Linked DNA regions of Homo sapiens: region 1 is linked to region 2. Evidence: chromatin contacts called from ENCODE Hi-C or POLR2A ChIA-PET data. All regions are on one chromosome and are shown on one strand. The core of a region is the stretch at or near the end of the contact, and the rest is flanking DNA. Distances in the headings are between cores, read along the strand shown.

Region 1 (2,700 bases), core at 53-2,552, 98 kb before region 2:
CGCTAAACCTCACAATTAAAAAAACACGATCAAATAACAAGATACCATTTTTTGCCAACAAGCTATAAAAAGTTAAAGTTTGAAACTATTCAGTTTGCCAAAGTTAGTGGGGATAGAAGGAAGAAGCACTCTTAAACAGTGAGTATATAAAATACCATTTTTGAAGGCACTAGTTTAAACCATAGACGCAATGGACCTAGCAACTCCACTGCTAAGAATTTGCCTTAAAGATATACTTGGAAAAGACAACAAGATACATATGTGAACTGTTCTCAATGACAAAAAAAAAACTGGAAACAACTTATATATTCATCATAGGGGCCTATTAATGATAGCATGATCATAAAATGAAATAAAAGGTAGTTAATAAAAGAATCAGGTAGGTAGATGTCCACAACAATATGGAAGATTCCTCAGATATAAAATTTTTGAAAGGGGCCAAACAGTGGTAGTATGTTCCCATTTGCTTTTCTTAAAAAGTGGGTAAACAATGAAAACAATTTTCAAAAGAATATGTGAAACTTTAAATTACAGATATAGTTAGGAAGAGGGTAAAATAGGAGAAATTTGTAGGGGATATTTGTCATCTTCAGGCTGTTAGGCAACCAAAATACCATTTCAATTTGGAGATAATTTCAAGAGATTAGAAGCAGATACTTCTTTCCTCATCTTTCTCTTAACACATGTACAGGCCTGATACCAACTATTAATAGATCTTTTTGCCGTGGATACCGAATCCTAGTGAGGACAAGGTACAGGAGAGTCAGAGATTATTCCTAGAGATCACCAGAGGAGGTGAGTTAATGAGCAGAGTCACCAGTTTCGAGGCATAGTGGCAGCAGCTATTACACCAAGTGTCCAAGCAGCAAAGTCCTAAGCAGATTGCTCCTGTTGAAACCTTGGGGCCATGTCTTGCTTCCCTTAGCTTCCACCTATCTTCCAAGTCTTGTTGTCAAACTATGACCTACCTAATACTTTTTTAAAAATTCCTTTCTGATTAGGTAAATCAGAGTCACTTTCTATCATTTGCAACCAAGAATTCTGGTTTCTTTTACAGCATTTTCCCATAATTTTGTTTTTAGTGAGGGCTGGTGAAACCATGCTCTTTTGTGAGCTCCCTTTAATATTTGAACTTTATGATTTCTTACCTACCACTGTGAACAACTGTGAGACTTGCAGGAGAATAAACAATCTATTTAAAAGAAAGTATTACAACAGTTTAAAAAGGGGATGAGGTTATGTTCTCTCAAAGAACTTGACTATAACTTAGGGAAACATTCACCATGGCTGCCCCTCCCACTTCCTTCTCTTTCCTCCCAAGGATTTCATGCCCACAGTTGGCTGATTGCCTTATAAGTCTGACACAATGGAAAGGCGGAAAAAAAGCAAGAAAACAGCACTTTCCAAAGGGAAATGGGAAAATTTGCCTATAGATACTTGGAAAGTAGAGACTAAAAAAGTAGATAAACAAAAGCAGAGAGGTAATACTCCCAAAACTTGGATAATCTAGACTACAAATCTTTCTAATATAAACATACCTTACTTCCAATAATTTCAATATATAAACATCTAAACCCATTAATGACTCACAGATTTGAGAACACAGTCTTTTTTTTTTTGTACTTTGTGTGTAAATTATACTTCAATAAGCCTAACTTTTTAAAAAGCTTCACATGCTGCAAAATATCCCTTATGGGCAGACCTCTTACCTGGGCAAGGAAAGAGAGCAGAAAAAAGAAACAAGCACAAGAATGTGGGGCTACTTAAGGGAGTGTAGTAGTGGGGCACTGACAGCACAGACCTCGGTATGTCTTTGTGAAGTCTGGCGGTCTTGGGGATTAAGAACTGGCAGCTCTGATTGTTAGTCTGGAGCAGCTTCTACCTCCCTGGGAGGCCACTGTGCTCTCTATCCCACCCCTGAGGGATTAGGGAAGGAAAAGCATAGCAGGCTTGCCCAGGGCCTGACTACGACCCAGGTAGGTGGGGACACTAGGTACCTGCCCCAGCAGAGATGGCTTTCAGGTATACAGGTTGCTGCGCCTTCTGAAACTCACAGGGCAGCACTCAGACCATGCAGGCCCAAAGCCCTGATGCCTCCTGCAGGTTACACTTCCCGACACTTGCAAAAGGCTAGCACGAGAAGCACCCATAAGCAGGGTGAGAAAATCTGTCTTCATTTTTTAAATTCTTTACTTTCTTCACAGTTCCTATGAAACAGATCTAAATAAGCTTCAAGAATACGTTTTAAAATTATTTTTGACAAAATAATAAACATATACCTTTCAAATGATAAAATAAAAAAAGTTTGGAATAAAAAATTTGTCTAAGAGCTGGGTGCAGTGGCTCACACCTGTAATCCTAGCACTTTGGGAGGCTGAGGCGGGTTGATCACCTGAGGTCAGGAGTTCGAGACTAGCCTGGCCAACATGGTGAAACCCTGTCTCTACTAAAAATACAAAAAATTAGCCAGGCATGGTGGTGCACGCCTGTAATTCCAGCTACTTGGGAAGCTGAGGCAGGAGAATTGCCTGAACCCGGGAGGCAGAGGTTGCAGTGAGCCGAGGTCATGCTACTGTACTCCAGCCTGGGCGGGCAACAGAGTAAGACTCCATCTCAAGAACAAAAAAAAAAAATTAGTCAAAGAAAGATGGCAGAATCAGAAGTACCAGGAACCCATCTCCCCACCTAGACGACTGTAAG
Region 2 (2,700 bases), core at 115-2,614:
TATTTAGGTTATGCATGTAAAGCACATAGAAGCTTATTGCCCCACCCCAGCAGACATTAACTAGGTATTATCTTCACCACATTATTACAAGTTTGTAACTAGTAACATTCGTTAACAATCAGGCTGCAAAATTGTTATTATTATTGAGACAGGGGCTTGCTCTGTCGCCCAGGCTGGAGTGGAGTGGCTTGATCACTGCAGCCGTGATCTCCCACGCTCAAGCGATTCTCCCACCTCAGCCTCCCAAGTAGCTGGGACTACAGACATGCGCCACCAAATCCAGCTAATTTTTAGGTGGTTTTTTTTTTTTTTTTTTTTTTTTTTTTGTAGAGACGATTTCTCATTATGTTGTCCAGGCTGGTCTCGAATTCCTGACCTCAAGTGATCCTCTCGCTTCGGCCTCCCAAAGTGTTGGGATTACAGGCGTAAGCCACCGCGCTGGCCAAGCTGCAGAATTCTTTAGCCATCAAAGATGATGCCTCAAGTAGAAAGGCACAAGCTGCCTTCCTGAGGAACACAGGGAGAACTCTCATTACATCATAGTCTCACCGACTCTGTCTGAAGGAAGTGATGCTTCTCGTATCTCAGGAGTGTCTAATGTCATCTGGCCCACCGGCAGTTTGTGTATTCAGGAGGCTCTGGCTTTCAGGTTTGCTCCCTTGGGACCTCTTGTGTCACGTCGCTCGTTCTGGAAAGGAAAAGGGGTGAAAGAAAAAGGGAAATCACCAAAATGCAAAATCTGTTACCAGATGCCCTATTCCGTCCTAACTACCGAGTCTGGTGGCGTGGGCTGCTAAATCTTTTCGCGGAAAGATTGTCAGGCGCCACCCCGAGGTGTTTGTCAGCACAGAGATGGGGGAGAAGGGTGAGCTCACCCGAGAATTGAAAGGCAGGTGGTGAGGGATGAGGGGTGAGGAGTGGAGGGTGGCCATAAGCTTCTGCGTTTTGGCTAAAGTACAGACACAAAGCCGCGGCGTGAGGGTTTGCACAGAGTGGTGGGAAGGAGAGAATGTATTTGCTGGGTACGCAGAGCATTTCTGCACTCTCAAGAAGGCTGCCCGATTTGTCAGGGTTGCGCCCCGAGCCCGCGAGAAGGGCAGGGACTTTTTGTGATAAGCGCCTTCCCAAAGGTAGTGTCTGTTAAACGCAGAGCCTTAGCGAGTGCTGCTCGCAGACACGCCGGCTTCGCAGAAAGTCTCAGTCTAGCAGGTAGCTTAAGCAGACATCAGGTGCGCGAATTTGCTCTCCCTCACTGTTTCTAAGCCTGGGAGCACGCCCCCTCCGCGCCGGCGACCGCGGGTCGCGCATGCTCCGTGGGAGGGAGTGCGCCGCGCCTCCCGCCGGAAGCGTTCTCTCCCAGGTTGCGTTTCCTTCCTGTGTGAGGCCGGCTGAGGGCACTTGCTCTTGCTGTTTCTGCCCCTGGGTGAGTAGCTGGTTCCCGTGGGGCCTCATGGGATGGTTGTCGTATCCTTCTGAGGTCCTTTAAGGACCGTCTCGGACCTGGGAACCCCCGGAGGAAAGGTCACCCCGGTCTTCTCCCACGCCCTACCTCAGTGCCGCCCCCAAGCGCCCCGCAGCCCTTAGTATCTAGAGGATTAACCTCCAAGGGCGTCCCGGGCCTCGCCTTGGCGTCCGGCCCGGCCTGGGCCCTTAGGGTCTGCTTAGCTCTTCCCCAAGACTCGTGCCATTCCCGAGGGAATCTTTGTCGGCATCCTGGTCACTGTGGGGGTTTGAGGTCGTCCCGGAAGACTTCAGAACCAGGCGAACCTAGACGAAGGCGGCTGGAATGAACCAGGTCTGATTGTCGCACAGGCGCGGCCACCACCTTGTGCAAAATCGAAGGTGGTTCTTCAGGGCCGGGCACGCTTTCACAAAAGATGGTGATGTTAATAATAACCTGCCCTCTTTGTGAAGATTGGCAGGCCTTCATTGTCATAGGCTGTATTCGTAGGGCCTTTATGCCTGCAAAACTGGGACTTTTGAGTTTGAGAAACGATTTGTGAAATACTGCAATGAATTAGGAGAGAAATACTACAGTGAATGCTATGCTATGAATGCTATACATGTCAATAAATTGCTCATAGATGAGGTAGTACGATTTCACGGTTTTCCACTCGGAAATGGAGAACTTAAAATGAAACGACCTGATACCATATTTGCCTAACAAATAACTCTAGGTTATAGTGTTTTAGGATGTTTCTTAGTTGCATACAGCACTATCATCGTATATGTACATATTTGTGTATTCATTTTGTTGAACCTAATGTTTATACAGGATTGAAATACGCTCCCTGCTGTTGTATGCGCATGCAGCTTTTATTGTATGTTCGCTGGTGATGGTATTGCTGCTGTAACAGCCTTACATTTTAGGTATATCAATACCAAATGAATGATACATGAGTGTACAATAAAGTATATATAGTTACAGTCTACAAAACAAGTTTCAGTTTCATTGAAGGATTTTGAAGTAATTTAAAAAGGTAGACTACTATTTTACAAGTGGCCTTAGTAGACCTAAGTCTTTATTACATTAAAAATTTCAGAATTGGGAAGGATATAAACGGGTTTTGTGTGTTGACCTTTTATGGGATTAAAAGTTGTTACTATCTTGATGACTGGGATGTGTTCATAACAGCCCTAATTTGTTCATGTAGTTCAATGAATATCCAGTAGATGACTTGGTTGGTAGTTTTATCACTA

The links. A loop is a pair of places that touch in the nucleus more often than their neighbours do. ChIA-PET counts read pairs that join two places held with the same protein, here RNA polymerase II (POLR2A). Pooled maps may share reads with other maps.
Region 1: a loop to region 2 is called in a pooled map, with 5 times the contacts of the local background. The contact joins the enhancer-like site here to the promoter of ATAD1 in region 2. A Hi-C loop is called at or near these places in 2 of 37 single-sample maps with no recorded cell type and 6 of 50 pooled maps. POLR2A ChIA-PET finds 5 or more read pairs at or near these places in 3 of 52 experiments (AG04450, H1 and activated naive CD4-positive, alpha-beta T cell).

What each region holds. Positions count from the first base shown.
Region 1 is chr10:87,914,821-87,917,520 of GRCh38, reverse strand. All of the region lies in intron 2 of PTEN (phosphatase and tensin homolog), which reads right to left. Among named protein-coding and RNA genes, the nearest start is that of PTEN, 53 kb to the right of the region's middle. Within about 2 kb of position 1,302, at least 3 of the 41 ENCODE cell types and tissues checked have a DNase peak (open chromatin) inside an H3K27ac peak, as active enhancers do.
Region 2 is chr10:87,816,890-87,819,589 of GRCh38, reverse strand. It overlaps ATAD1 (ATPase family AAA domain containing 1), which reads left to right and starts at 1,364. Exons shown (of 10, transcript NM_001321967.2): 1 at 1,364-1,423. It also overlaps the pseudogene CFL1P1. RefSeq lists a silencer at 1,217-1,266.